Regions from separate parts of the Homo sapiens genome. Here region 1 is linked to region 2. Evidence: chromatin loops called from intact Hi-C (ENCODE). Cell type or tissue: ovary. All regions are shown on one strand. Each heading gives the region's core, and the rest is flanking DNA. Links, peaks and the distances in the headings are about the cores only. Region 1 overlaps ARHGEF28 (Rho guanine nucleotide exchange factor 28). Region 2 overlaps ARHGEF28 (Rho guanine nucleotide exchange factor 28).

Region 1 (11,602 bases), core at 5,049-7,548, 55 kb after region 2:
GTTTTGCATGGATGTCTTTTTACTTTTAAGCTTTCTGTGTTATTTTTAAAGTATGTCTCTTGTTGGCAGTGTATAGGTATCGTTATTGTTTTTAGATTAAAAAAAATCCATACTGGCAGACTTGGTGTACTATTTGGAGTAGTCTATCTACATTTAATATAATTGCTGATATAGTTGGATGTATATCTACATATAGCTATTTGCTCTCTGTTTGGCATGCATGTTTTATTTTTATGTTTTTTGTTTCACCTGTCTTATTTTCTTTTTGATGAATCAACTATTTTTATTATTTAAGTTTCCTCTCTATAACTTATTAGTTATGCATTCTTTTGGTGGCTACTCTCAAGTCAAAATATGTATATTTAATATATTATAAATATGATAAAAGTACTTTCAGGCCGGGCGCAGTGGCTCACGCCTGTAATCCCAGCACTTTGGGAGGCCGAGGCGGGTGGATCATGAGGTCAGGAGATCGAGACCATCCTGGCTAACAAGGTGAAACCCCGTCTCTACTAAAAATACAAAAACTTAGCCGGGCGCGGTGGCGGGCGCCTGTAGTCCCAGCTACTCGGGAGGCTGAGGCAGGAGAATGGCGTGAACCCGGGAAGCAGAGCTTGCAGTGAGCCGAGATTGCGCCACTGCAGTCCGCAGTCCGGCCTGGGCGACAGAGCGAGACTCCGTCTCAAAAAAAAAAAAAAAAAAAAAGTACTTTCAGCAATTTCCTAATATTGCTAGGTACTTTAATTTCATCTACCTTTTACATTATTGTTGTCACACATTGTAGTTCTACAGATATTTTAAACTCCGTGACATTATAATATTTTGTAAAACATTTTCTTATATATTACACAAAATATGTAATTTTATAATTTTGTAAAATTGTTTGTATATTTGATTTAATTATATTTATTCACATATTTACCTACTCGCTATTCCTCATTCTTTCCTGCATTTCCATGTTTCTGTTTGAGATTATTTTATTTCTTCTTGAGTAACTTCCTTCAGTATTTCTTTCGGTGCTGGTCTGTTGGCACTGAATTCTCTCAGTATTAGTCTTAAACATTTTAATTTCAGTTTCATTTTAAAAGATATTTTTGTTAGATATGGAATTTTCTTTCATCCCTTTACAGATATTACCCAATTGTCTTTTGGCTTCCATTACTTCTCTGAGTGGTTCTCCTCTCTGGTATTTTGTTACATTTATGTCCTCATTGTTTCCATGACTTTTTATTTGCCAGCCCTTGTTATTCCTGGTTGTTTTCAGCCGGACTGTTGGCCTGCTGTGGTCTATTTTATCCTATCTGGAGATGGACACCTACTATAAAGGCTGTTTCTCAAAAAATGTGTTATAAGTCTTTTAAGTTATTTTAGTTAACCTTCTTTTAAAAAATTGGCATTCTGATATTTCCCCCTGGATTTAACCAATTTGTATTTACGTGAATGGGACAATACATTTGAATAATCTTGATATTTCAAATTATATAAAAGTCAGACGCTTTTAAACATGCTTCAAATCAGATCAGGGGTTCTTCAGTTTTTTGATTCACATGTTCTTTGTGTACTCTTCTCAGAATCTGTAACTGATAGACAGACTCCCCAAATAAATGCCCCAAACTGTTGCATACATTTTCCGGAGGATTAGGGTACATTTCCCCTCACCGTATCTATCTGTAGATTTCAGGATGGGAACTACATTAAGAACATAAAGGAAAGATTGAGTTAAATGAAAAGCTGTAGATAAGTCACTAAATATTCGTGCATTTGCTGTTTGTTCACTAACATGGTGGGGAGAAAATGTACTGAGCCTGGCACAGAAAGATGTAGATTTATTTCTGGCTCTGCTCCTCACTAGATCCAATATTTTCAGTGTTCTCTTTAATAAACAAGGTTCATAATAATACCTCCCAGGTATTATTGTGGGAATAAGACAAGAAAACACACAAGAAAGCACTGTATAAATTGTGGTGTGCTGTACACATAGATAATATGTATAAGTAGTTAGATATGTCAATATCTGTATTTGTATACATGTGCACACACATATAAGAAATAATATTTGCATCTCCACACTTCCTTTTAACGAAGTACTTCAGCTAAACACAGTAATTTGAATAAAATACTTTGTGCCCACGGTGCTTCCTTTGGTACCACATATGCTATTGTACTTGAGAAATTGTGAAGAGGATAACCTAACTTGGGGGTTGGGGCAGAAATCAAGAAACCTAATATTACACATCTGGCTCTGGGATCCTGAGCTAGTTAGCAGTAGTACCTATAGTTGTATTTACTTACCTATAAAATGGGATAATAACCATGCATGCTTTTTTTTTCTTTTAACTTTTCAAGGATCTTACAAAGTTCAGTACACTTGTTCTACAGGAAAGGCTCTGTATAGATTTTTTTTTCTTATTGTAAAGAAGACAAGTTTCAAATATTGAATACAAATCAAATTTGATAGTTCACTTAGCACTGTATTTTAGCATAATAGTTTTCATGGCATGTATTAGTAAACATTGATTATAATATTTAACAGTCAACTTATATTTACCTTTATTATGCTTCTTTCCCTAAATCATCCCATATAAAGGCTGTGTATAATACTAGAATCCATTGGAAGATAGTTTATGTCTTCCTGTCAAATAAAAAGGTGACAATTACCATTGAAAAGTATTTATTAACTTCCCATTTTTGCCTGTTACTATAAAAGCTAGAGTTCATAAACTTTTTTTGAATCTTTAGATGCCTTTGAGACTATGATGAAAGCCATAAAAAACCTTTCCTCAGAAAATGGACATATATACACACAAAAAACATTATTATGTTTTGCTAATAATTTTCAGAGGTCCTCAAACTGTCTGAAATCCATATTCAGATTCTTCCCTTGGTTAAGAAACCCCACTATAAAAAGATGTATCCTTTTTTCTAATTGTCATAATTTGAAAATACAGTATTTGTTCATTGCCCAGTCATGCCATATATTTAAGAAACCAGAGAGTTAAGGTGTTGTTCAGCAAATAGCATTGTTATTAACGAAGTGTAATTATATACAGATGCATTGTTTATAATGGGAGGGAAGAAAGGGAGGAAGGGAGAGAAAACATGAGTACAGGAATACCCAGTGATTAGGCTAATACAGCCACTCAATTACTCAAGGTATTAGAGACATAGATTAATGAAAAAATCTTTAGAACATGCAAACTGGTGTTGACAACCATTTCCACTTTAAATACCATCTGGAAAGGAATAGGAAAGTTGGATGAGATAGTTTAAGGTGGCAAAAACATTTGTTACCTTTTTGGTTCTCTGGGAAGAAATCCATAGATGTCACAGCATTTCAGCAGAAGGATTGGTCTTTGAAAATTATTGAGTTTTATGAGTAGAATTTCTCTAGAGGATGTTTGATGGTAAAAAATGTTAGTTTAATTTACCTGATTCTTTGTGTGTATTTATATTGAACTATGTTTAGTATGATTCTAGTCAGTTCAGCTTTTCTGCTCTACATTTGTGATTCCTGTTTTCCATGTGACTTGGCCTTCCAAGATTTTATGGGAGTACTGATGAGTATTTTTTATTTGGGCATGATTGGGTAAGAGGTGATATACCTTCACTATTTGACAGGGAAAGGGAATGATTCTGACACTGATTCCAACTGGTTCACTTGGGAAACTAAAAATTTTGACCTGCCAAAGGCAAAGTTTGTAGGTGAATTCATATGTGAAACAGAAGAGGGAAGACTAAATTTATTCAAATTGAGATTTGGTTTGGCCACCAGCAATGTTTACATTATTTTGCAATAGACTTTTATGAAAGTGAGCAATAAATTTCAGTGGCAATGGAAAAAGGTGAATTAAATCAGCGAGGAACTGTTTATGATCTGTTAACACAGGAAATACTTCCAAAGATAGTTTTGGCAAGGTTGGGGTGAAAATGATACTCTTAACCAGCACATGTGATAAAAGTTGATACAAAATTTTTGGAAAGAAGTTTGGCAATTTGTGACAACTTGTTCATATTTTTGGAAGCATTTCTAGAATTTTATTCTAAAATAACATCTCAAAGGATAAAAATTACTTAAAATGTTTATAAAGAGTTGTTTAAAATGTTAAAAAGTCAGAAGTACACTTAACGAACAGTAGATGAATATTTAAGTAATCATGCAATTGTGGAACATCAAACACTTGGTGGAATGCAATTAAAAAGGGTGCCAAAGATTGTAACAATGTAGAAAAATACTTTTGATAGAAGAGAAGAAACCACACAGTATGTATTAATGTATTATGCCATGAGTATAGCTGTGTAATAATTACCTGTGCATATGAATAAAGACTGGAAGAGAATAGGAAAAATGAAAAAAGGTTGATAGTTTAGGATCATGTCAATGCAGATGAAATCTAAATACCTTTAATTGCTATTATTTATTCAATAATGAAAACTTTTAAACAGTCTTCTAATTTTATGCTTTTATGGATTTTTATGTTAGATATTGAATTAATTAGAAATTTAATCATTTGGTAGAAGGCATGTTTTTGCTCCTAATGGATAGCTATTGTTCTAAAACTGTTTATTGAATTGTCCATTCTTTCCCTGCTGATTTGAAATGCCACCTATTATAACATAATTTCCATGGGTCCATGTGTCTGCCTCGGACTTTGAACTTGTCTGTCTCTATGCTACCATTACTCTGTTTAAATGACCCTGGTTTTATTGTATGTTTTGCTTTGTGGTAGAGCAAGCTTTGACAGCCCAAACATTCTCTCTCAAAAATATCATTTCGATTCTAGTGTATTTACTCCTCCAGATGAACTTTAGAATAAGCTTGTTGAGTTTCATTTGAAAAATGGGTTTTGACTGGAATACACTAAACTTGTTGATTAATTTGGGGAGATAATTTTGCCTAGCATGCTTCTTATTTTTTCCAGAAATTTCAGTGGCATATTTGAGTGTTTTTTATTTTGGATATAGTGAGTTTATAGAAAGGTGAGAACACATCTCTATTGTTTCTATGTAGAAGCAGAGTGATTCTGATATTTATGCCAACAAATTTATCTAGGAAAGTTTCTAGTTTTCAATTGCCTGAAACAAAGAATGTAATTGGATCCAGATGGGGAACTGAAAGAGATACTTTGGAATTCTGTACATTGGAATTTTGTCTTTGCCATATATGAAATCGGTGGCCTTTTTAGAAAAGTAGCAGATTTTCAGTGGACTCAGTGGTTAGAAAGATCCCACTCTTACCCAAAAAACTGCCACCTGTGGTTGGCTATTTAAGCTGTACTTGCATATTCTTTCAGAAGGCCGTTCTTCCTGCTGATCTCCTAAGTAGCTTTATCTAAATCCGTCTCCTTTGAGCTTTATCTGCCTTTTCTGAATGAAAATGTCCGTGTTATTTCATCTTCATATTTTCTTTCCTTGTCTTCCTCTCCTGCCCATCCATTTCTGTCTAAGTGGGTCTCTCTGTTGGTTTCTGTATCACCCCCTTCTTCTTCCATAGCATCTTTAACTGGGTCTTTCTGATGTTTTTCTGGTTACCATATAAGAGACTTTTTTTATTGCTGAATATCTTCTGAGTGTTAGGACTTCTGGGCATCTCTCTTTAATCTCCTTAATGGGCATGTCTTATTACTCACATGACTGTTGGTTATCCTTTCACTAGTGTAAAGCATGGCATGGTTCTTGGAAGGCAGGCGTGATGAATTACAAGACTGTAATGTTCAGGGTTGTATTGTGTTGGAAAGGGTTGCAATTAAACTCTCATAAGCTGTAGTCCTTGTCCACCCAACCGAATAAAATAGTAATATGATCGTTGTTTTGAATAGATGCAGATTAGATATCCTTGTGATCTGTGAAAATTTTTGATCTGTTTATATAATTTGTTTTTTTATTTAAAAAAAATCACGAACAGGTCAGGTCAGATTCTGCCTGTGGATAGTTAACAGTCTCTTTAGAAACCAGGAACATGACTAAAGCAAGCTGTTCTTCCTTTTTTAGGAAATGGAATTTTGTCTAAGTTTCCTCTCTCAGTCATGTTAGACATTTGTTGTTTTTTGCTTTTCAGATCTCCTTCCTGAACTTTTTTGGAAGCTATTGTATGGTAGATTTTTCTTGGCGTGTTGCTTTTCTATTGATTACGTTTATGTGTGCACATACACACGCATGCTCATATGCAGAAAAAGGGCAATTCAAAACTGCCAACCAGTGATTTTTTTTCAGAACTCTATACTTTGTATTTATACCATTTCATAATTTCCGATAACTGTGTGTGTGATACATTTTAAACCACTAGAAAAGCATAGTTGTTTGTTTATTGTAAAAAACTGAGATTAAATAACCATGTGACTACTAGAAAACCCTACACCGATTTTGTTTTTGATCCTGATTGGCTTAACTCTTAGTGTCCTGTGAAATATCTTGCTAATATTTGTCAGAGGCAAATTGATGTTAAGGAGTCTGTGTAGGCTTTTATCTGTTCACTTTCTCCTCTATCATAGGGTAAGGATATCTTGGCGAGCAGGTTTGTTTTTGTTGGACAAGCACACAAAAGCCCAGATGCTTCTCCACGCAGGGCCGAGCTCTGGAAGCCCTCCAAAGTGGGCGACCCTTTCCACCTCCAGGTTTCCATTTCCCCGCCACTCCCACAGGCTGGGCAGAATGCGCTCTCTCTCTGGAGGCCCCACTTTGTATTGCTTTTTGTGTTTTCGGTAGGGAGTAGCACAAATCCTTCAAAGCCTCTGGGGTCTGGAGATGACCTGGCAGTCCCTACCATAGCTGCTGTTCCCCTGGGTGCAACACGGCTGCTGTAGCCCCTCCGCAAAGCCTCAGGATGATGAAATACCCGAGAGCCCCAGCCTGCTGCCCCACTTCCTTTGACATTAGTCCTCAGAGGATGCCTCGGTGACCTGAGGTGGCAGCTCCTCTCCTTGGGACCAAGGCACTTTGCAGGGCTTTGTGCCAACCAGAAGCTCTTAAGAGAAAGTGTGAGGAAAGAGCACTTGGAAACCCCTCAGAGAAGAGAAATAGCAAATGGAAATAGCATAGCAAGGGGGAGGGAGTAGTCCTATTTATTTGGCAATGTTTGTAAATATTTAAGATTCTTACAGCTGACTATGGTCTAGCACAGGGTGAGGCCAGAGCTAAGAATAATTATCATGAACTTTTGTACTAATAATGGAATTTTGGATACAGGATAAAAATTAACTCAAGCCATGATGTTCAGCTGGTAGAAATTCAGAGTAGAAGACTGCTGGGTGTGGTGGCACATCCTTGTAGCCCCAGCTACCAGGGAGGCTGAAGTGGGAGGATTGCTTGCGCAGAGGAGTTTAAGACCAGCCTGGGCAACATAGTGAGACCCTGTCTCTAAAAATAATTTTTGAAAAGCAAACGGCAACGAAGTACCACACTCCTACATCTAGTACATTTTAAAGAAAGAAAAAATTCTTTCCTGTGCCCTGAAGTTCTTTAACTTTAAAAACAGAACAAACCAGCTCTGATACCCATACCTAAATACATCAGGAAGCATCTTCCCTAATGTCAAATGTGTTGTTGTTGGAAGGAAGCACTCATGCTATTTGAACTCAACCACATGAAGTGAACATAACAAATGACACTGTTATGGACCCAGGTCCTTTGTATTGTGCTTTCTTAGAGCCAGGACAAGGAAGTCTGACAATGCCCCGACTTATTCCTTTTTCAGGGGCAGATGATGATCTATGCGAAGTTTGACAAAAATGTGTATCTTCCTGAAGATGCTGAGTTTTACTTTACTTATGACGGATCTCATCAGCGACATGTCATGATTGCAGAGCGCATCGAGGATAACGTTCTCCAGTCCAGCGTCCCAGGTGAGGTGTCCTCTTTGTTGTGCAGCTGGGAAATTAGTCTGCAAATAACTTCCCTCCAGGGCTGTAGGCCAGGAAGAGAGCCAGGAAGAAAAAGAAAACAGTGCTGCAAGGTCAGGAGTGTGTGCGTGCCTGTGTGTGTATGTGTATATTAGGAAGAACACTCACATCTGAGATTCTTCCAGTTGTATCTGCTGCTTAATTAGGAGTCTTAACTTAGACCAGGCAGACCCATCCTATTGACTGCACCCAACTTTTATGGTTGGGTGTGCTTTGCATGCAGTCAACTGGAGGAAACACTGTCTATTGAGTATCACCTCCTAATCACCTCCTATAACCTCAGACTCATTGCCAGGGTTGGCTCAGGCAGAACTGACATTGACAAAGTTTGTCTTCTCTCTTCCTCATTCTTCTGTAAGCAGCCTGGCAGCCATGGGTCTGCCTCTCCTCTGCTTGCTCCGTTTGGTCACTGGGGTTCTTTCCTTGATGCCCTGTCCATCCAGAATCTTCCTTGGGGGATCTCCAGCTCCAGAACTTTCTCTCCCCATCATCAAAATGCTTACATTTGGAAACCTGTAATTTCCCCTGTTGTCTTCTTGATAGATGACAAATTAATATATCCTGTTCACATATTGTGACGAGCTAATAGCCCTTCTCAATATAGTTGTTTTATATTTTTATTGGTATGTGGGTTGTGCATTTAAGAGTCATCAGGCTTTAACCTAATGGTGGAATTAAAATGTCATTACCTACAGGACAGGGAGGGCATTTTAGAATTCTTTTTTATTGATTGGTTGGTTTTTCTTAACTGTGGGTCTTTCAGGCCCTTTTAATTTGTATCATAAAGAGACTCTTTAATTTTTATTAGAGTTAAGATTGAGATCATTTTTAAAGGAGCTTGTCCCTACCTGCTTCTGTAACATATCTGCTACACGTGGAAAGAAGGTAGCCAGTGAACATGCAAACAACACAGACACAGTGAGAATTGTAGAGAAGTGCAGATACCTCTTAGCTCTACCTGGTCTTGGTCACTGAATTAATCTGTTGTCCAATTTCTGAGACCATCGGCAATTTTAAGCACTTCTGTCTTTAGTCCAGTAATCTGCATCGTTAAAAGAAAGAAAAGACAGTCAAACCGAATTAATGGGCCAGTCATGGTGGCTCATGCCTGTAATCCCAGCACTACGGGAGGCCGAGGTAGGAGGATCACCTGAGGTCGGGAGTTTGAGACCAGCCTGGCCAACGTGGGGAAACCCCATCTCTATTACAAATATAAAAATTAGCTGGGCATGGTGGCCGGTGCCTTTAGTCCCAGCTACTTGGGAAGCTGAGGCTGGAGAATCACTTGAACCTGGGAGACAGAGGTTGCAGTGAGCTGAGATCATGTCACTGCACTCCAGCCTGGGAGACAGAGCGAGACTCTGTCTCAAAACGAAAACAAAAACCAAAACAAATCTAATTAACGGCACATAGTTACTTCAGCTGTTGGTTGCTTTCCCTCTGCCCTTTTGCTCTGGCTAATGTTTTCCCTACCTTTCGTTTTGCTCCCTTTTCTTGGTTTTCTCCTTTATCAAGCCCTTATAGAGAAAGGATAAAAAATAATAACTAAAGTGCCACTCCTATTTTCAAAACTTTTTATCTTTTTCTTTACTTGCATGTGGTGGCGACTCTCCTCCTCCTTCCTTAGGAGGAAGGTAATATAATCTTTTGTTTATATTGTGGTCTACTTAAAAGTGAGGTTTCTTATCTTCATTTTAACAGAATCTAGAGGCAGGTGACAGTTTCTATTTCTGAACCTTGAATTTCCCTGGTGACAGCTTTTACCAGGACAACCTTTCAAAATCTGTAAGACAGATTTATTTAATATTTCCTGGGTATGTGTAGTCTGGTGGGAGGTGGGTGCATTCTGTGCCCGTACCATGAGACCACTTTTAAGAGTCGATGACAAAGTGACACTAGTTCTCTTTCAGTAAACTTGGGATAGTCTTGTTCCTTGGAGCCCTAGCTGCAAAGCCTCTGGGAAAAGTCTTTGGTGAATAAGGCAGAGGAGGAATGATTGTACCTGTTAGCCATTTGACTGGGGGCAACAGGGTGCTATGAACCAGTGGTAGCTGAATAACTCTTCTCTGTCCAGTCATGATTATCATGATCATAGTGATTTGCTGCCACCAATTCCTGAAAAATCTGCCAAGGGCAGCATAAAAATGTACCTGGGTAAGAGCTTCCCAGCTCTGGCAAAATAAGAGAGTGGGGCAAAGAAGAGGAAGAGTGAAGGGAGGGACAAACAGCAGGATTTGGTGACACTCTCAGGAGAAATATTGAGAACACCTACAAGACAGAGACACTATTGTCAGAAGAGGGGGCAGTGAGCAACAACACACACACACACATAGATATGTATATATATATTTTCCCTTTTGTTTTCTCTTGGGTAGTCTTCACCCACCTTAACTCACATTCAAAGGAGCTCTATGGAATTAGGGCAAACTTGTGTAATTGTATGGTGCTATCTTATAAACTTATTGCTTAAATATGTAAAAATATGTGACTCAGGAGGAAATGGCAGAGTGGAAAAGAGCAAAGGACTTGAAGACAACAAACACAAATTCAGGGGTCAGGGTAGGAGTAAAAGGTTAAAGGAATGCTGAATAGCAGTGTTTGGTAACGATAGGAGAACAGATGCTCAAGTGTTCAGAGCTCGTAAAGGTAAGTTTTAAAATCAGGAGTAACTGAAAGAAGATGGAGTCAGCATTAGTTTGGCCCACATGCTTGGCAGTGTGTAAGGGTAATGGGCTGGCTTTCCTTTCTGCTTTGTTCTCCTGGAGCGTGTTGTCTGCTTAAGCTATGTGGTGGGGCTAGCACATTGGACCCCTGTGAGAGCATCTCCTACAGACTTGGGGTGAACTGTTCACTGTCTTGTTGTCCAGGCCATGGGCTTCAGGAGACGGTGACGGTATCTGTGTGCCTCTGCTCGGAAGGTTACTCTCCGGTGACCATGGGCTCTGGCTCAGTGACCTACGTGGACAACATGGCTTGCAGGCTGGCTCGTCTGCTGGTGACGCAGGCCAATCGCCTCACAGCCTGCAGCCACCAGACCCTGCTGACCCCATTTGCCTTGACGGCAGGAGCACTGCCTGCCTTGGATGAGGAGCTCGTGCTGGCTCTGACCCATCTGGAATTGCCTCTAGAGTGGACTGTGTTGGGAAGTTCTTCACTTGAAGGTGGGTCATCACCAGAAAATTCAGATATCCCCTCTGTGTGTCAAGTTCAGAATGTACCTTATGCTATACTGTGTGTTCCCCTCGGCAGGTTTTCCTGCCCACTTTTTACCTGAACCTTGCTCTGATGTGGAGGGGCTCCCTGAGGTCCTGAGCCACTCATCTCTGGGCTGGTTTATGTGACTCCGTGCCAGGAGGTGTGGGATAAATGGAAGAGCCTTGTCTCAAGTGGGGAAAGACTGTTTCTTTATGGTATGCTCTTGAGTCAGCTGCTCTGGGCTGTGGCTCCACTTCCCTTGGCAAGTTTTCTTGCTGTGGGAAGGGGACATTGCTGCCCCATTTCCAAATAGGTAGGCTCACTGGACAAGAAAGATCATGTCACCAACTCTGTGAAACACCTGGAAGACATGTGACCACATGGGAAACATAACCAATGAATTGACATCTTTGAAAGTGTCAGTGTCACTGAGAGCATTTGTGTTACATTTGTACTAGTTTTTGGAGTTCTAAAGACCAAATGGACTCTGAATACCAAGTATTTGGAATCTG
Region 2 (11,602 bases), core at 4,499-6,998:
GATACAGTGTTTTCTCATTTGATAGTGATTTATTCAATCTCTTAATTTTGGTGACTTTATGTATGTACTTCAAGTAATCCTACTTAGTTATTTTGACTATTTCTTTTGGAAAAACAAAATAACTCTGGCAAGTGTGTAATAAAGATATCCTCTCCATTGGAATTTGTGAAGAATCCATTACATATTGGGAGGCTATATTAAAATTATAAAATAACACTATGCATAATTGTATGTTAATGCACTAGAAAATCTAATTACAACAGACTTTTAAAAATATATAAATTAATAAGATTTACCTCAAGGACAATTAGATTACGTAAGTGGAACAATAATCAGGAAGGAAAAAAATTGATTGAAATTATTCCCCAATTTCTACCCACCTCTCAAAAAAGGGCACCTCATTCAGATAGGTCTTATAGGTGATTTTTTATTCCTTTGCTTATAACCTGTTTTGATGGAATTCTTATAACATTTTTATGGCTAAAATTCTTCTTTGTCTCTATTTGTCGGGTCACTTTAGAGAATCTTTCCTGAAGATGATAGACATCTTTATACCTATAGAAAAATCTATGGATGTAAATATTTTCTTAAATTCCCCATGCATTTTGCTTGGATTGATAAAGAACATTTTTTATTTTTCTTTTTAAAGATTGTTTCTTCCACTATTGTTTTCCCCTTCTAGACAGAACAACTAATATCCAAAGATTGGATTGTTTTTTTCTTTTTGGGGAGAGAGGAGGGTTGCATTCTGGAAGGCTTTTTTTTGAGATGGAGTCTCACTCTGTCTCCAGGCTGGAGCACAGTGGCACAATCTTGGCTCACTGCAACCTCAGCCTCTGGGTAAGTGATTCTCCTGCCTCAGCCTCCTGAGTAGCTGGGACTACAGGTGCATGCCACCACGTTCAGCTAATTTTTTTGTATTTTTAGTAGAGACGGCATTTCACCATGTTGGCCAGGATGGCCTCGATATCTTGACCTTGTGATCCACCCACCTCGGCCTCCCAAAGTGCTGGGATTACAGGTGTGAGCCATCACACCAGGCCAATAATGTTTATCTTTGTTTTCCACTTAAGTTTTCAGTAGCATCAAGTTGTTTTGTTCCTTGCTTGCCAGCACAATTTTAGATTCTATCACTTTTAGTTTTTATGTAGCTTTGTCAAATCTTGGCCTTTTTATGCCCACGTAGTTTTATAGAGATAATCTTTTACATTTTATTATGAGCACAAAGCAAGAATTAAATTTTTGTTTTTCTGTACCTTTCAGGAATCTGTTTCAGAAGGAGGTGCAGTCTTTGGCTCTGTCTCTTGTGCTGTAGAATTTTTTTGGCTCATTTCTGTTTGCTCATTTTTAGGAAGGAGACTCTATTTTCTTCTTGGAGATATAGTAATATTCCTGAACTCAGCCACAGATTCAGTTAAATTTTTATTTGATTTATTTTTTTAAATTTATTTTGAGATGGGGCCTCACTGTTGCCCAGGCTGGAGTGCACTGGCATGATCTTAGCTCACTGCACCCTCGACCACCTGGGCCCTAGCAAGCCTCCTGCCTTAGCCTCCCCAGTAGCTGGGACTACAGGCACATGCCACCATGGTCAGCTTTAGTCTAATTTTTAAAAGAATCCATGGCAGTTCCCTGAGTTGCAGTTGCAGAAAAAGAGAAACACTACTAAGATCAGAGAAGAAGCAGGAATTGGCAAGACTGGCAGCCAAGAGCTTTATAATATCACTTTGTGGAACCTAGGGATATATATGAGCATTGCAAATCCAATTTTTAGTCTCTAAGCAGCTTCCTGCATTCGTGCTTGAAAAGAAACTGAAGGAGCAGCACTGGAAGGCTAGTCTGTTTATTCCAAGGAGAAAAAGAAAAAACAAAAAAAAAAAACACCAGAGGCCTGCAGTCTGGTTTGAAGTCTAGGCTTAGTTTTTAGACTGAATGGTACAATAGTATTAGGAGGTGTATTTTAAGCTGGAAAGAATTGTGGTGGTGAAGCTAATGAGAAGTGCAAAAGCCTGGAAAAGGGTAAGTTAGAATCAGTGGAACCTAAGGTGTTTATTTTTCTGGCTGAAAATTCTTCAGTTAACACCACTTGGGAGCTTAAAAGTTCTGTACTGGAAATTATAAAGATATTTTTATTTTGGTTTTATTTTTAAATTAATTATTTTAAGATTTCACGTTGCCGTGAGAAAGTAGATAATTTTATTTTTAGATTATTGCTCTTAGTCTTCTTTTTCCTAGTTTGTGTGTAAAAAGAGATAGGAAACGATGCAAGGACAGCTTAAGAGGAGAGATTTTGCTTACTGGGCATTTAATTAAACTTTGAGAGAGGAAGAGATTTTGCATTTACAAGCCAATTTGTGTTTTTGCTAATGAATGCTTTTTGATTACATTTTATATTGAGTTTTCTCTACATTTTGTAAATCAAGGAGAATTATAAAACAAATACCTATTCTACTTATTTATCCAAGAGCTCCTTTTTTTACATTAATTATATTTTATTTTTGTATAAAGTATAATTGGCTGTGTGTGGTGGCATATACCTGTAATGTCAGCACTTTGAGAGGCTGCTTAGTCCTCCCTAGATCAGCCTGGTCAACATTGTAAGACTCTGTCTTTACAAAAAAAAAAAAAAAAAAAAAAAAAAGCCACGTGTGGTGGCTCAAGCCTATAGTCCCAGCTACTTGGGAGGCTGAGGTGGGAGGATCACTTGAGCCAAGGAGTTCAAGGCTGCAGTGAGCTGTAATCACACCACTGCACTCCAGCCTGGGTGAGAGAGCAATACCCTATCTCAACAAAAACAAAAGCTGTTTGTAAAGTATAATTAATGCTAGTCTTTCTGAAATATCAGTTTAGTGCTGTGAATAAAACAGAAAAGTCTTGCTTGAGAAATTGTTGGTTCCGAAGATTTTTCCATTTTTCCTCAATTAAAATGGCTTTATTTAAAATGATTAAATAACACTTGCTTATTATAAAGAATATAATAGTAAGTAAAATTATTAAAAAGAAAGTGAAGATCAGTTGAAGTTCCACCTTTTTTTTTTGAGACAAATTCTCGCCGTGTCATCCAGGCTGGGGAGTGTAGTGCGATCTTGGCTCACTGCAGCCTCCACCTCCTGGGTTCAAGCAATCCTCCTGCCTCAGCTCCCAGAGTAGCTGGGACTAGAGGCATGAGCCACCACACCTGGCTAATTTTTGTATTTTTTGTAGAGATGGGGTCTTGCCATGTTGCCCAGGCTGGTCTCAAACTTCTGGGCTCAAGAGATCCACCCACCTTGGACTCCTAAAGTGATGAGATTATTGGCATGAGCCACTGTGCCCAGTGAAATTCTCCTTTTTAGAGAACTTTATTAGTATTTTGGTAAACACTAAAATTTGTTTGGCAAATGTGTACACACACACACACACACACACACTCATGATATTTCATAAGGAATTATACGGGAATGCTGTTTTTATTATAATGGACAGGACCCCATTTCCCCTCACCCCCATTTTATAATTCCCGTTCCTGTACTCTGAGCTAACCCTTAGAGTCATCTCCTGCAGGGGTTCTTAGCAGCATCAGCATCCCTAGGAACTTGCCAGAAATGCAAATTCTCAGACCTCATGCTGGACCTACTGAATCAGACACTCTGTGGATGGGGCCCAGCAATCTGTGTTTTAATAAAACTTTCAAGCGATTCTGCTGTGTGCTAAAGATTGAGAACCATGGACTTAGTGCAAACATTTTCATGTTCTTCTGTATTCATATATACATATACAAGCTTTAGTAGAAGGATCATATTATGTGGACTTCTGTATCTTTTCCAACTCAGTGATACTTTGTATAAACTCCTATAAGCCATCAGACATAGCTCAAACTCACTCTAATTAATGAATAGGTATGGGTCAAGCTCATTCCCTATTGATGGCCATTCACTTTGTTTCAGTTCTTGGCAATCATGAACAATTATTCACCAGACATCCTGTCCATATGTCCTTATATGTTGATACTTTCATCTCTATGGGATAGATTCCTAGGAGTAGAATTGCTGGATGAAGGGCATACATATTTTAAATTTTAGTGGATTGCTTTGCAAATGAGATCTAATAGTTGACATTTTATTCAGCAACTTTCAGAAATATTTAATGTCTATTTCTTTAGCTTTAATAACTGATAATTATGTAGCTGGGGATTATGTTCTCATTTTCATTGTGCAAAGAAAGGAGGGATGTTAAATTTTGTATGTTGATTAAGTTGGTGAAGGGTTAGAAGTGTCCTTTATTTCTCCCATTTCTCAAATTCTGACTAATATGAGCATCTATTAGTCAGAATTTGACTAATCCGTGGAGATTTTTTTTAACATCTGCAGAGGGTGCATGTGTGAGACTGTGTGTGTGGGCTCTTGCTCCCTTCCACCCTTCTGAGGTGCTGTGCAGACATGTTAATCATAGCCACTGACTGAGAAGAGTGTAATCACTTTTTTCTCTGGAGGCTGCAAATTGTATAACCATTTGGGCAGTGGGAGTTTTTTGCTTCAGTAGCTTGTTTCCAGCTGGATCTAAGATACTTCGCTATTCCCTTAGCATTTTATGTTTATATTATTCTTTTATTCTGAGTCACTGTCTCCTGCTGTGTTTGGTCCCAAGAATGTTGGTTGCTGCTGGGCTCATTGTGGGTGTTGAAGGTATAATCTGATGTCTAGAGGTAGTGGGGGAAACTCTATCCTATTCAGCCTTTTCTAATTTCTGGATGTTGGTATAGCTTCCATGAATACTTGGTGGAGCATGCTCCCCTTGGTCCCAGCCTTCTGCAGGGAGGGCCGGAGGACAGGGCCCAAGTTGTCTGGATGGACTCTTCCCCAGCTCAGGGAAGCAGCTTCTTATTGAGGTAGTAAGTGACTTGGTGGCTTTGTTCTGGGGTCACCCAGCAGGGGCCTTCTTCCGGATCCCTGCAGATTCCCTGTGGCTTTTGGGTCCTGTGGAAGGAAATCCTGTCCTCCAGACACTGCCCTTCTCTCTTGGTGGCCCTCCATCCCCCAGTGGGCTACCTATGACTGGCCTCATGCCCATCAACTCGAAATATTAGTCTATGAGGGCATCTTGGGGACCTTTGCCTGGGCACCCTCACTTTGCTGATGAGGAGATTAGTCTCCAAGAGGGAGATTGACTGGCTTGACTAAGTTAACTCAGCTGGTTTGACACTCTGGATTTTAAAATGCTCTATTAGAAGTCATAAGAATAATTTTTTTTGACTCAGAAAATTTGTTAGTGGCAGATCCCACAATAAGCCTGGGGTTTTCCGACCTTCACTGGTAACGACCTTCCCCACTGCTCTGCCACATCTCCATTTCCTCATTGACCAAGTACTCAAAGGCACCATTTTATCCTTTCCTGTCCTGCAACTGCCTTTGAGCTTTCTGACATGAATGGGGCTCCTTCATGGACCTTAAATTAAAGGGTCTCTCTTTTCTTTTATCTCACTAGAGGATGCTGCTGGTAACTATGTCTAGGCAAGCCCTGACCTTCTGAAGCTCATTTGCTCACAAGAAGCCAGACCTATTAATTGATGGTCATTTGCTCCATTCAGTTCTTCCCAGCTCAAAATAATAGAAATTTTCATTAGCTCAGGTGTCAGAGGGTGGTAGGTAAGGGTGTCTTTCAAAACAGGTTAGTACAGCTAAGTCTAGCTTAGCCAATGGAATCGGGCAGGGCTTTTGCCTGAATGCAACTTCTAGATCACGTGTTTACTTTGTGCAAATTTGTTTTTAGCGAATTATATTAACTTTACTTGTGTCTTTATTTAAAACACAGCAGCATGTGCATCTCAGAGGATTGCCACCTGCTGGGGTGTTTCTGCCATTGTCAGTTAATCTGTGCTCCCTGAAGTTGGTTTTCTTTGCTGGCTTTTGTTTTCTACTAACTTAACTTGACCTTTTCCTATCCTCTCTGAATGGCCTTGCTTTTATCTCTTTGCCTTGTCTCCTGTTTTCCTTCTGAGGGGGCAAACAAATTCCAAAGCAGCAGTTCTAGCCATAGAGCAAAGAGAGGACCATGGTAACTGTTTTACCCAGCCTGGCCAGCAGCCACGAGATGTCAGTTCCTGGGAAGTCTGAAGCTCCTTAGCTGCTGCAGGAGATTGCTTGGTAGTTCTGGCAGGAGCAGAGAGGAAAAGCTTCTCAGACTTTAGCAAAACCTTTGACTTACAAACATTTTACAAATCCTCCATTAGCTTCATCCCATTTCACATTTTGAAAGAAACAGTTCCCTCTTCTCTCAATACAATGCCACTTTATGGTGCCCCCTCCTACTGTCACAACTGAGATGATAAGCTTCTGGGGAAAGGCCCAAAGGTGAATATACAACTACAGAAGACCACAGGAAGAGTCAGCCTAGCACCCAGCTTTGAAGAAATTTCTTAGTGGGTGTGAGTTTCAGGTCCGTGGGTAAGTAAGTGCCAAGTGTGCTTAAAGTCTGATGCTGCCTCACTTCCTGTATTTCAGTGACAGCTCCCACAATTTGGGTGGTGTGCAGCCTGTATTTTTAATAAAGAACTTGAAGTAGCCGATATTTTTGTTCTGTTTGAGTTTTTAAAATGTTTTACCATCTAAGTAAGGATTTTAGGCATGATGGAAATGGGTTAGAGTTTTCTCTGGGAGAAGCCTCAGTAAAAGAAATAACGTGATCCAGGTAAAATGTTTTATTTCCATATTCCAGAAAGGCAGCCCTTATAGAAGATGTGATTTAGCTATACTACCTTCTCAGCAGTTCCTCCTGCTTACACCTGAGGAGGGTGTGCATGTTTTAAATAAGTGTCTCTAGCTCTTGCCTTCTTTTCCTCTCCATATCTTGATGCTGTTACTTTTATCAAAACGGATCTTATGAAGGTCACTAAGTTTGCTCTTGCTTAATCTAAGGTGTTTATTTTCTCAAGTCCCCATTTAGTGCCATGCACTGTAAGAGCAGAGAGTGAGAAACAAGGTCTCACGTCCCTGCTCTCGCAGAATGCACTTGGGAGTAGGAGACAGAAAGTAAGTAGGTAAACGAATAAACAAATAAGAATTTCAGATGGTAGTATGGGTTAGGACAATACAAGGCTATGACATGGCAGAGAATTGTGTGTGTGTGTCATTAGTCTCTCTGGGATCTCCTGGAGAGCAGTCTAGTAGAGGGATCAGAAAGCACGAAGGCCCTGGAGTGGAAATGAACTTTTTGTATTTGAGGGACAACAAAAGGCCAGCATGGCCCTTGCATTGTGAGGGAGGGGAGAGGAGAGGAGACAGGTCAGAGAGGTGGGAGGGGCCAGGTCATGCCCATAGGTTGGTGGGGGAGTTGCATGATTTGATTTATGTTTAAAAAGTGTACTTTCAATGTTCGTGAACTCTGCTGGTTCTTTTTCAAGTTATCTCTTTGTCTATTGTGCTTTCCTCTCCTCTGTTGTGTGGGTGTTCCCCAGGGCCCTCTGCTTTCCCCTCTTTTTCTCGCGAGCTCATCTATTCTTGTTATTTAGACCACCACTCCTCCTGAAAGACTCCCACATGTGGGCCCTCTCGTCTTGACCTCTGCCCAGGCCTCGTCTTCCATTTCCAGCTGGCCTGTTTGCTATTATCACTCAGTTAGCCAGGATTTGACTTTAAGTTCAGACTGTTATATTTTTTAAAAGTTTTCCAAGTTTTCCTCTAAGCAACTCCTCTTTCCAACTTCCTGATTTCTGTTACCATCCCACCACTCTCCCAGGTGTCCTGCTTTAAGTTGAGTTTTTGTAATTCCTCCAACCTTTGTCCTCTGTCTTGATCAGTCATCAAGACCTGCTGATGGCCATGGCTGTCCTCTCTCTCTCCTCAGCCATTGTTCTAATTCACCTTTGGATTATTGCCCCTGGCCTCTTCAGAGTTGCCATTTTCTCAGAACTGGTGAAGACTTTATCATGTCTTTCAAGTATTATTTCCCTACATTCATCTCGCAACTCGCAGCCATATCATTTATCTGTTCTAATCAGACAAGTCCTCTCTACCCTAGTGGACTTTCCTCATTCTCTTATTTCTAGGACATCACCCAAGCTGTTTTCGTTCCATATCCAGGAATGCCACTAAGGTAGGAATGGGATGCAATATGGTATGTTGGTTATGACCTTGGATAGCTATGCATTTGGCCGTGCATCCTCTCCTGAACGCAGATTGTTACCCTTCATTACATTGCAATACCTAGTGCAGTGCCCAACGCACTGTAGGCTTTCACTAAACGTTTGTGGATTGAGTTTCTGGAGAATCATTGAGGGGAGGCAAGCTTGCTCTCTGACCCTTTATAGGAGCATTCCAGGCAATGGCTGTGGTCATTAGGGGGAGGGTCCCATTGACAAAAGTGTTGATAATTAAAGATGATTTGGGGTCACATATGTAGGACTGCAGAAACCCTTTACGCCATAAGCTCCAGCCATACCCTTCTGCTCTCAGTTCTTCGTGAATGCCATGCTTCTTCCTGGCCAGGACCTTTGTATGTGCGGTTGTCTTCACCTAGCATACTCTTGCTTCCTTCCCCTTTGTATAATTGAATTCTTACTCATTTTCCAGATTTCAGCTCAAATGTCACATCCTTAATATAGTCCTCTAGACATTTTCTATTTTGAGAGAGTATTGTTGTTATTGTTTTGTTTAGTGTCCCTTCTATTGTAAGCACCAATACAACAGAGACTCAAACATTCAATTAAAATTTGTAATTTGTCTTTATAAACGAATATTCATTTTCAATCTAATTTTGTTTTTATAATTTTATTCCTTTTCTGAAAGGAAATCCTTCCAATGGCATAATCTTCTAGTGGACAATTGTTTTTGTCCACTGATTTTCCAACACTAGTTTAGTGCTTGGCATGTATTACATAATAAATATTTGTTGAATTAGTACACAGTTCTAATTTAGTGCCATTCAATAAACAGCGGTTGAGGCTCCTCCTGGAGCACTCTTTAATTTTGTTGTTTGCTTATTTCTGTACTGTGAGTTTTCCCAGCAGGTATGTGACCATCACTATTTTGGGACTGGGACTGTCATTTGAGTTTTTGTATTCCAGCTGCACGAAGAGATAGAGAGATGGTCCAGCAGGAAGGTGCTGTCATCATAATCTTCAGTAAATTTGGAGGTTTGGGGAACATGTCTCAGAGTTTGAAACTTAACATTTTTAAGGTACTATATGGAATATGTAAACATTATGCAATAAAAAATTAAGGAAGTCTTTTCGAGGTAGACAATTCCTGGCTGAGAACTAGAACTTAACAGGAAGTTTTGTTAAAACTGTAGGGAATGAAAAGCTTACTTTATCAGACAGGAAGTTCCTGAAGAATCTCCTAACTCAGAAAAGATTATCTGTGAACGATGTCACATGAACTCTTTTTACCCCCTTCTTTAGCATTCTTTACTTAGTATCTCCCAGCACTTATAGTTACTGTAATTTGCATCTTTGAAAAAATCATTATGTTAATCTGTTTTCCATTACTTATAATAGAATACCTGAAACTGGGTAATTTATAAGAAACAAAATGTATATCTTATAGAACTAGAAGCTGGGAAGTCCAAAGTTGAGGGGGCACGTGTAGTGAGAGCTGCCTTGCTAGTAGGGACTCTCTGAAGAGTCCTGAGATGGCAGAGGCCATCTCACCTGAGGGGCTGAGTGTGCTCACACGATAGCTCAGGTCTCTCTCCCTCTTCTTACAGAGCCACCAGTCCCCCTCCCACAATAACCCATTAATCATGAATAGATTGACCTATTCATGAGGTCTCTGCCCTCATGATCCAATCACCTCTTAAAGGCCCTACCTCTCAATACAACCACATGCGGATTAAATTTCAACATGAGTTTCTGGAGGGGACATTCAAACCATAGCAACCATGAAGTTACTACCTTAGTTGATTAGAGCATCTCATGGTGCCCTACAACATGTTTTCACACATTAGCCATTTCATCAGAACCACACATCGTTTGGCAGTGGAGATGAACATGGTGATGTTAAGTGACTTGCCCCATGTGCATTTGTATGTGCATTAATTCACATGACAGATTTTAAGTTTCAAATACTAAGTGAAATACAGGCAGGGGCAGATGCAGGTTTTGTGAGGCCTGAAGATTATGCCATTGGAAGGATTCCCTTTCAGAAAAGGAATACAATTATAAAAATAAAATTAGATTGAAAGTGAGTATTCATTTATAACGATAAATAACAAATCTTAAAAAGCTGGCAAATTCCATAAACGTAACATTTCCAATTCAGATTCCTCTTATCCAGGTCCTGAAAATGCCCTCAGACATTCCAGTGCCACCCAACAGGAAGGAGAGTGTGTCCGAGGGGAAATTGAATGGAAAGAGAAAGCCAGCTTAACAAATTGTAGTTAAAATACCCCACCCCTTACCCTGCATAGAATACTTTTAATTTCTCTGTAACATCATCCACCAAGAACACTTTGGATAAACATCAAATTACAAGCTAATCTTGTGATATTCTATGTTGTTATTGTTGCTTTCCTCTGATGGAAATCTGGTGACCACCCCTGATTTGTACAGGTCAAATTTGATCCATTTTGAAAAGTCTCTTGCTACTGCAGATTAGAAGGAAATGACTGTATGACCATTTTGCTTAGGGTCTTCCCTAAGCATTGAAAGACGTCTTTGGGAGCCTTGAAGCTTCATTAGTGTGATATGGAAAATCTGCCTCTGGTTTCTGAGTTTTTTTTCAAAGATGGAGGAAACTGGCTGCCCTGCCCTTGAGAATTCGCTACTGGGGAGGCAATCGCATCATTACAGAAAGTGATTATGTGTGATAATTGTGATAAGTGTTGGATAAGAACATGCTGAGAATGCTCCTGAAGCCACAGGAGAGGCAAATGGACTGCAGAGCCTGTGTAGGAGCTGGGTTCACAATGGAGACTGGAATTAGCCGGGTCACAGGCAGGTGAAGGGTGGTCCAAGGAGAAGGCGTGGTCTGAGAGAGGGTGCCTGCACTGGTTGGCACCGGCTGACTGGAGGGGAGGGTTGCTGTGAGCCTGGGAGAGGAGGCTGGAGCCATCACACTTCTGGTGAGGGCAGTGCTGGCATTGGAACCCATGTCTTCAGCCTCTACCTGCATCACCACATTATATGATGGTCCTTGTGTTCTCCATGTACTTATACTTAATTTTGCGAACCCTTTTCTTTGAGTGTAGAGAAGAACATCAAGCTTTGCTTACAGATGGTGGAATTATTGGTGGCAGAAGAGGCAGCCCTAGTTTCTCCCCTAGAGCTGTGTGTGTGTGTGTATGTGTGTGTGTGTGTATGTGTGTTTGTGTGTGTGTGGTGGGGTGGGGAGTGCAATTTCTGAATAACCGTGAAGTTATGGTCATGAAAGGTGGCCCTGATGTGGGAATCTTTTGAGGTGCATGGCTAGCAAGGTTCCATGTTTCCCCAGGGACTTGTCTTCAGCCCTTCCTTCTTTTGTGCAGATCAATAATAAGGGGAATCGAGAGAGAGAGAGAAAGAGAACGAAAGAGAGCGGGGGGAGGGGAGAGAGGAGAGAGAGATTGATTTAGGGGAAAACTCTAAACAATTTAGGAAGAGTTGCAGGTATACACCATGTCAAAGACTTACGGTTGCCTTTTATAAAGT

What was found. A loop is a pair of places that touch in the nucleus more often than their neighbours do. Peaks named below come from ENCODE experiments on the same cell type or tissue, not always from the same donor. Only the 100,000 strongest peaks of a DNase experiment are listed, where the experiment ranks them.
Region 1: it touches region 2 in a loop (2.2-fold over the local background); 4 of 110 quality-filtered maps call a loop at or near these places.

The regions. Positions count from the first base shown.
Region 1 is chr5:73,742,147-73,753,748 of GRCh38, forward strand. It overlaps ARHGEF28 (Rho guanine nucleotide exchange factor 28), which reads left to right. Exons shown (of 36, transcript NM_001177693.2): 3 at 7,691-7,838; 4 at 10,763-11,056. Among named protein-coding and RNA genes, the nearest start is that of ARHGEF28, 120 kb to the left of the region's middle. RefSeq lists an enhancer at 5,023-5,604 and silencers at 6,378-6,672, 7,778-8,072. In ovary, for the core only: no CTCF peak of the experiment used is centred there; DNase peaks (open chromatin) are centred at 6,595 and 6,877; H3K4me3 peaks cover 823 bases; H3K27ac peaks cover 2,500 bases.
Region 2 is chr5:73,687,911-73,699,512 of GRCh38, forward strand. The region is part of intron 2 of ARHGEF28 (Rho guanine nucleotide exchange factor 28); the gene reads left to right. Among named protein-coding and RNA genes, the nearest start is that of ARHGEF28, 68 kb to the left of the region's middle. RefSeq lists an enhancer at 5,572-6,196. In ovary, for the core only: a CTCF peak has its summit at 5,827 (motif pointing left); a DNase peak (open chromatin) is centred at 5,802; H3K27ac peaks cover 2,500 bases.